2 separate regions of the Homo sapiens genome follow, and region 2 is linked to region 1. Evidence: chromatin loops called from intact Hi-C (ENCODE). Cell type or tissue: GM12878. All regions are shown on one strand. Each heading gives the region's core, and the rest is flanking DNA. Links, peaks and the distances in the headings are about the cores only. Region 1 overlaps BMP3 (bone morphogenetic protein 3). Region 2 has its middle 32 kb from the start of PRDM8.

Evidence for each region. Peaks named below come from ENCODE experiments on the same cell type or tissue, not always from the same donor. Only the 100,000 strongest peaks of a DNase experiment are listed, where the experiment ranks them.
Region 2: it touches region 1 in a loop (4-fold over the local background); 12 of 110 quality-filtered maps call a loop at or near these places.

Annotation. Positions count from the first base shown.
Region 1 is chr4:81,050,101-81,054,505 of GRCh38, reverse strand. It overlaps BMP3 (bone morphogenetic protein 3), which reads right to left. Exons shown (of 3, transcript NM_001201.5): 3 at 1-1,161. The coding sequence ends at 970. Among named protein-coding and RNA genes, the nearest start is that of BMP3, 22 kb to the right of the region's middle. RefSeq lists a silencer at 2,179-2,228. In GM12878, for the core only: a CTCF peak has its summit at 1,845 (motif pointing right); a DNase peak (open chromatin) is centred at 2,185.
Region 2 is chr4:80,227,115-80,231,519 of GRCh38, reverse strand. No RefSeq gene overlaps it. Among named protein-coding and RNA genes, the nearest start is that of PRDM8, 32 kb to the right of the region's middle. In GM12878, for the core only: no CTCF peak of the experiment used is centred there; a DNase peak (open chromatin) is centred at 1,789; H3K27ac peaks cover 934 bases.

The DNA.
Region 1 (4,405 bases), core at 155-4,154:
TACCAATAACTTCATAGGAAGTAAAGGCATATCAGGAGAATTAAAGAGTTAATGGCTTTAGGAAGGATTTTTAAATTCAATTTAGAATAAATAAAAGCATTTGTGAAAAAGAAGTACAAAAGAGGAATTACACTTGTGTTTTCAAAAACTAGGTTTCTGATTCCTTTTTCTGGTAGGAAATGAAATGAAAACAACTGTATTTGCAATTAAATAGCTGGGTCAAGTGGTAACTCTCTGTATATGCTCTTGAATTATTCTATCATATTTGGCAAAGTTCTTATAACTGAATGGTGTTTGCCAAAATACAAAATTAAAAAAAATAAAGAATCCTGTGTAAACTGAATTATAAAACCATATTAAGCAAACCATCCTACAGAGGGCACAGGCACCTGGCGCATGTACGCACATACATACACACTAACGCTCAGCATAAACTTTCCATTACACTTAGACAATGACTTGTGGAGGAAAAACAAGGATAAACAAGAGTCTCAAGAACTTAAGAAAAACATCAGAGTTGATTATTTAGCACTTTCTCAGGATTCTAAGGCAATAAGCCTAATTCAAAACGCGAAATTGTTCTCTATTTCCCATTAGTCATTAAATGAGATAAATGACAAGCTATTGCTGCTTCTCCATTCTGTTTTCAAAGAACATTACAAAAATAAACCAGTGTGTTCTCTAACAGTTCTAAAAACAGTTTGATAAGTTGTTGTGTTTGATTACAAAAAGAGAAATAGATGTCCATATTTACTAAAAATCTTGCTTTAAGTTACATTCAGAAACAAATACAGTTCTTTTCCTTGGTGGCAATCTTCAGTCTATTTGCTCATTCCCCTCTGACTATAGAAATAATCTTTTGAAACAAAATGCATTGGCAGTGCAAAAAAAAAAAAAAAAAAAACAGGAAGAAGTCCATAAAAATAAACTAATGATTGAATTAAGCATTCAAATGAGTTCTTTGCCAGGTTATCTGCAAGCGCAAGACTCTACTGTCATGTTAGGGTATACTTTAAGCACTACATTCTTATTTTCATCAAAGAATAAAATACTGAGTGAGGACATCTTTTCTGGTACACAGCAAGGCTCAGGAATCCCAGGAACGACCCCCACAGCTCTCACTATACTCTGGATGGTAGCATGATTTGATGGCTTCAAAGACTAGAGAAAGAAATGAAAGAAGAACACATATGTTAGGTGGAACTGCGTTTCCACTCCTCAGTCCTCATTACACAAAATGCTTATCTAATGAATTTGTTTCAACAATTTAATAAAACCTCTGGCATCATTATACATTAAGCCCAATCGCCTATCCCACCACTACCAAAATGGTTATTATTTATTAAGTGCCTGCTGCATTCCAGGCATATTATATGTAGTATCTCTAATTCTCACAACAAAGCTAACATTTCTTACATTTTACAAAGGCTCAAAAAGCTTAAACGACTTATCTAAGTTCAAATAGCTTGTAAATGGTAGAGGATTTAAACCAAGTTATCTCAGCAAGAATCATTTAATTACAAACAACTTAGCCCCCAAACATGGAATTAATACACTCTACGGTGTTTTCAATAACAGGATTGAAACAAAAAATGATTCGTTATTGACCCTACATTAATCAAAATCCTAACAAGCACTCTATTTAACAGAGATACATTATTGCCACTGCTATATTGATATTTAGGCATTGTTGTTAAAATAAAACCAAGCAGGTCAGAGGGGTATTGATTTATTTAATTTAATAGTTGCCAAGATGGATTGGATGGTTACTATTCCACTATGTAATTATTCAACTCTCCTTAGAAGTACAAACTGGGGGGTAAGAAGACCACACCATTGGCCACTGGGGGTCACTGTTGCTCCACTGGTTTAGAATTAGGCATGGAGTTGTGTTCTAAGAGTGGGCCACGTCCTCTGGGAATTCCCTCTGGGAATTATGAGGGCCTAAAGTTATCCTATGGATACCAGAACTTTCACCAAAGAAGCCTGAGTAAGAATCTTTTCCCTGAGAAAATGCCAAATGGGACCACTAACATTCATGTGAAGCATGTGGTTTTATTTAGAGAACCCCATACAGCTCTGCTCTAGCTAAAAGTACTAAAGGAACAGTCATTTTTGCAAGTCCAGAATGTTAGGTATTGCCAGAGTGGTAAGAACTTCCTAAGAGATGCCCCACTGTGCAACACCTGTGTTTCTCGATTCCTCTTTTAGGCAGGTGAAAGTAGTTTTGTTTTAAACACATTGAGAAACAGAAGTTTGGTAACTTGCCAGAGACCAATTCAGGAGTAGGACTTTGACCAAAACTTTCGCTTTTTAATTTCAGAACTTTGAGCCATGTTTCTCATGGCTCAGAGGAACCCCGCCCCAGTGGATTGGTATTTTAATTTCAAACTCCTAAAGCTCCCAGCATGGGAAACTGGAACAAGTTAAAACTTTAAGGGTATATACAAACCAAGGGAGAAGACAATAATATAGAAAGCAGGCATACTCTTAAAAAAAAAAAGAAAAAAAGGATTATTTTTGGCAGAGAAAGGTTAAATCTCATCCCATCTTTTAATATCAATGAAATAAAATCCATACATCAGACTTCAACTTTATTGTGATTAGGCATAAGTAACTAAATAATTAGACTTAATGATGGGCAACTGTTCTTACTTTTTTTTCCTAGAGATTTTCAGTATATGTTAAAAAGACTGGTTAACTTTGAATTAATTAGCTTTAATTCATTACAAAGCAAGTTATTCCTCCCTTGAGGAGAGGAAGTCCATGCTGTTTTATTTTGCACATTGTATGCCCTGCATCACCAATAATATCTGTGTAACTTACACAAACTACAATCAGTATTGTACAACAAATGTCAGTAGCCATTGCTTGTTATTGCTATTGGTAATTTCTAAAGAAAGCTTTTGCAGCCATCCACTTTTCTCTACTGATTTAAAGTTATTTTTATGACTCAATAATCTAAATAGCTTGTCATAAAGCGAAAACTTTTAAACTAGATTTTCCAAAATTATTCTGTTATTTTAATGTTTAATGACTCCTATAATATTTGAATTTTATACAAAGTGGATCAACTTAATTAGATGAGACCTTGGGTGCTAAATTCTCCTGTGCATTGCTGTTCCTGAGCACCTAGTATAATCTAGGCATGGAACAAATGCTTGTTAAATGGATGAAATACTTAAAAGAAACAACATACCCTCCATTTTTATCCATTTCTGTGGAAATAGTTCCTATCAACACAAATACAAGTTTCTGTGCAAATGACCTGGTGTAGATATGGATAATATTCATGGGTGTTTCCTAGGAAAATTCCTGTCCTTTTTTTTACAGCTTCAAGTAACAAATGATAGATTCAGAAACTATGAGTATATGAGTAGTCTCTAGTGGGCTCACTGGAATTTGGACAGAAGCCCCTGATTCTGCATTGGTGTATCTTATCAGGAACCTCTCAGATTACTAGGAAGTTTCCCCTGCTTTTTTTTTTCTCACTATGAAATCCTCTGATCAACCTGCCATTAACAGAAATAATTACATCGTGCACAAAAGATCCATCCGGTAATTTGCTGGTGTAAAGCATATTGCCAGTCCGGAATTTCTGTTTGTTTCTGAGTTCAGGTCATGTTTCTCATGACTCTTTATTAAACAAGTTAAAAAATTAATATATCAATTACTAATGCATATCTGTGGTATTTGCCTTACCAGCTCTTTCTAATGAGGGTGAAGCACGACTTCAATAGCAGTTAGGTAATTTTTTGCTTAAGTAACTTAGCACATCAAGATTTAATGTTTTTGGAGTTCATTTTTATGACCAGAGATTAGAATTGGAAGATTCAGGAAATTAATTGAGGTTGTATCATTTTGAACGCATTAAATGTGAATTTCTTCTTTGTATGGAATACTTGGTTCAAAGTGTTTAGATTCTTTGCTGCCTAATTCTATGTGTTTGCTATTTATAGCTTTTGCAAAATTCCTTGAAAAAAAAAAAGCAAAACTAACTTCTCTTGGATCTTTGTCAGTGACAACAGCTCAATCACTTTCATTTGAAATTTCTGTTTTCCATCTCTTCTAAGGTGATGAGGAGAGGCAAAGGTATAGAACTTGGCATTAACTGTATGGGTATTTTTCATCTCATGGCAGAATTCCAAGAATCTCTCTCTGGGAGAACAGATTGGCTGTAAGGGCTAGAAATCAGAAAAATCCAAACTGCCGTGTCTGTGAATGAAATCTACAATGGTCAGGCCTGCACCTGCCAAGCCGTGTATGATGTCCTCGAGTTGAATTTGATTACAAATGCATTAGCAGGGGAGAGCATGTCATCAGCTAAGAGCCTTCATTCCTGACCTGGGCCATGGAGTTTTACTCCACAATTCTTCCAGTCCAGCCCACATGGGTGTGATAGCCC
Region 2 (4,405 bases), core at 72-4,071, 820 kb after region 1:
CTAAATTCTCAAACGGAGTCAGGAACAAACTTCTAAGTCTGGTGCTTCTTGTGTTACACTGATAATTATTTCTGCTTGCTCATTCACTTCCCAGCTATATATCCTGTGACCCAATCCTGTCTGGTTGACATTCAGAATATTCAGGTGAGCCAAATTAGCCATGATCGAGTGATGTCGCACATACTTATCCTTTGACTTATCCATTCCTTGTGTCCTCAGCAACACAGCTGTGAACACTGGCAACACAATAGTTATTTATGGCTAAGTTACGCAGTCTTAGTTTGCTGCTATAATACTTCATGAAAATTAACTTTTTTAGAACTTTGAAATAAAAAAATATTTTAGGCTTCCTTATTTGTAATATACAGCAATGTTACTTAACCAAACTAACTCACTGTGTTGTTCTGAGGTTTGAAGGAGATAATACGTGAGGAAGGCATTTGTAAACTCTAAAAGAAGCATTTTAACATAAAGCAATGTCATGGAAAGCCAACAAAATTACACAGCTTACAGCTATATTTAAAATTATAAGCTTTCTAGAAACTATAGTTTATGTATTTCATTGGTTTACAGGGATGAGTGAAAATTGATATTTTCTGACAGTTTGAAGAAAAATAAGCTTAGATAAACATCCTATTGTACTATTTCCTGTGGTCAACAAATAGTCTCTATTGGTCTGCTATGTTCTTTCTCTGTGTATTTAAGCTAAAATCTCTCAATCCAGAAATAAACATTTTATTCTGAAATCTTCTATTGACTATTGTATCTCATCAGGCTAACATCTCTTTCTCTCCTTTCTTTCATTTTCTAAGTCCACTGTCTCCACTTCCCTCCTACCCATTCACTTCTCTCCTTGCAACTCTTCTCGCAAAACTCAGTGATGACTTCCTAATTGCCAGATCTGAACATTTTAAATCCAGCCTTGATATAATCAAGTTTTATTGACTATTCAATCTTTCTGGAAATGTTCTTCATCCTTATTTGCCAAGGCACTCTCTCATAATACTCCTTGAAGAAGACTCTTTGCATCTTCCAGAAATTCTTGCTTGACTCCTCTGCTTCTTCCCTCCTCCAAGTGCAACTTTTCTCTGAAGCCCTACCTTAGTCCTCTTCTCTCCTCCATTAATCTTGATATAATATAGTGAGAAGAACTGGCTTCGGTATAACACTAAATTTTCCTCTCTATAAGGATGATATATTTCTTTATTTGTTTAGGCTTTCTCTTATATTTCTTGATAATGTTTTATAATTTTCCTATTAGAGATCTTGCATAAATACTTTTTTCCAGATATTTGATATTCCTTGATGTTCACTTTGATTATTATAAAAGTGTCTTTTTGTTCATTACATTTTCTAGCTTTTGCTGCTTGTATGTAGGAATACAATTGACTTTCTATATATTGCTCTGAAATCCAGTCATTTTGCTAAACTCTTCTTTTCATTCTATTCAATTATTTGTGGACTCTTTTGGATTTTCTATGTACATGTCTATAGCTGACTAATAGATTAAGAATAGTTAAGATACTTCTGAAGAGTAAGGAAGAGGAATTTGCTCTACTAGATAGTGGGATTTACTGTTAAGACGTAGTAATTAAGACTGTGCAGTAATGGCCCAGGCAGAGATAAATGAATCAGTGAAACAGAATAGAGGGACCAGCAGCTTGTATGCAAATATAGCTTATGCTCAATCCAATTCTACTTTCATTTCTAAAATACCACTGAAACCACTTGTAAGATCCCTAATTATGTCAACTTGCTAAATATAATGAACAATTCTCAGTCCTGGTTTTTCTTCCCTTTTCAGCAGCACTGGCACAATTGATCATTACCTACACATGGAAGCACCTTCTTCACTTGGCTTCCAGGATACCACATTGGTTTGCTTCCTAAGCCACTAGACACTGCTTTCCAGTTATCTTTTCTGGTACCGACTTATTTCACCAACCTCTTACTTTTGTCATAAGGACTATCTGAAGGCTTAATCATTGGTCCTCATCTTATCTCTAATTAAATATTCTTTATTGATGAATTCAACAACTCTCATGGTTCCCAACATTTACCTATATGCCCATGAATCCAATCCATGCTTCTATATCCAATTGCATATCCACACTTGAATTTTTAATAGAATTATAAACTCACCACGTACAAATTTTACCTCCAGTTTCACTTCCCAAACCTGCTTGACCTGAAAACTGCCCCTTCTCACTCGATGGCAGCTCTATTCTTCCAGTTGAACAAATTAGAAACTTTGGAGCTATCTTGTATTACACTTATTTTTGCTCATGCTCCATGTCCAATCAGGAAATCCTTTTGCATCTGCTTTTAAAATATATCCATCTTTAGTGTCCAGAAAGTAATCTCTAAATACTATTCCTTATTAATAGAACCATGTCCTTAGAGACATGGCTGATTGAAGGTCTGGAGCAGAAATTCTGCTATGTTGTTAAACCAGAGTGCAAGGAAGCTGTCAAAGACCGTTAAAGACTTAGGAGCCAACTTGAAGGCATAGCTATTGAGAACACTTATAGTAATTTCTCATCAATAAGAATTATATACACAGTGGACTCAAACCTACCAAATACGTTTATATTACCAGTTTATTATGGTACCTCAAAGAAGCACACACACACAGTAACACACCTTGGCCAGTCATCTATAGAGGATGCTAGCAAAGCAACTCATTATTTTGAAAACTGGTAAAAATAAGAATGTGAGATCAAGTTTTATTTTCCTGTACCTCAAAATGATCAAATAGTTAATTGGGGAAATTTTCTTCTCATGCAAGTTTTTTGTACTGCCTCATAACCTCTTGCTTTACTTTCTGTTCTGGCCATTACTTAGGACTGTTTCAGGTAGCTGTAACCTAAAAACACATTGCCTCAGCTGTACCACTAGTCTCTTTCTGTTTGCTCTGGGGAGACTCAGTCACTTTAGTGTGGAACACTTGCTGAAATCTTCCTGGCACTCAGTACATACACAACCTAGAATAAAAAAAAGTTAATATCCCATAAATTGGCCACTGGCTAGTGGAGGACCAGAGCCAGAGGATAAATTTGCCTCTTCTGTCCTTGAAAAGAAATGTGTGAAGTACATTCTACACAGGTACTCTGGAAATCCAGTAAGATTGTATCTCAGGTGCCCACAATGGTGGCCAACTCAACAGCATACCATTCTGTTGGCTTTCTCTCCTTCCCTCTTTCATTCTTCCTAATCTTGTTTCCTGGAATCACTTTTTATAATAAATTATCAGCATCCAAGTCTTTGTCTCAGGCTCTACTTTCTGGAGTAAATGAAGAAAAAATAAAAATATTCCAGCTAATAATTGAAGAAAAAATGTTAGAAGAAGAAAATCCCCATTTTTAAAATATCTAATGAAATACTGGGTCAAGGCAGTAACCAGAAATGGTCATTACCATTCCTAAAAGAGATAACCAAACATGTGGCTGCTGATAGGTGTTCATAAAAACCATCTATGAAGAATTCTGGTCAAGTCTCTAGATATTTAACAGCCAATTAACAGGAACTAAAGTTAAGAGAGGAACACGATTTAATGACACTATAATAATGTAATCAGAAGAAATCCAGGATATACGAAATTTCATAGGACAAATAGCCCAGTTTCTTTATAAAATAAATTGCAAGGAAAAAACTAAAAGGAGATTTGTAGATTTTTGAAGATTTAAGAGACTTACAAATCAATTATAATTTAGTTATTAATTCAATCTAATTAAAAAGTTAGTACAGTATAAGGCAATAAAGGAAATTTGAACACTGATTTAATACTTGATGATGTTAAGAATTTAATCTTACTTGAAAAATGTGATAGTCTATTTTTGTTTTAAAAATGTTCCTTATCTTTTAAGATTACATATTGAAATATTTATGAATAAAATGATTTGCTGTCCGGAACTTGCTTCAAAATAATCTTGTAAAGCAAGGAGTGGGAAGTCGTAGATTTAAAAAAAAAAGTTGGTCATAAGTAGATCATTATTGAAGTTGGAAGGTGGGTGCATGTGGGTTTATTATTCTATTCTTTGTACTTTTGTATAAGTTTGAAATTTCCCATTATAAAAAGTATCCAGAATTTAATCATCTACTGACACTACTTTCACTATCACTAGCCCAGGTGGAGCTACAATTATCTCTCACCTGAATTTTGCAATTGGTCACACTGATTTCATTCGTGCCCACTTCTACAGCCTATTCTCAGCACAGCTGACAGAATAACTATTTTAAATTTAAATCGTATCAAGTCACTGAAGGCAGAATATGGTGGCAGCAGGGAGAAACATTAGAAGTTTTTTATAATAATGAAAGCTTGAGATCATCATGGCTTGGACCAGACAGGTTGGTAATGGCAAAGATGGTGAGATGTGAATCATATTCTGATATATTTTGAAGC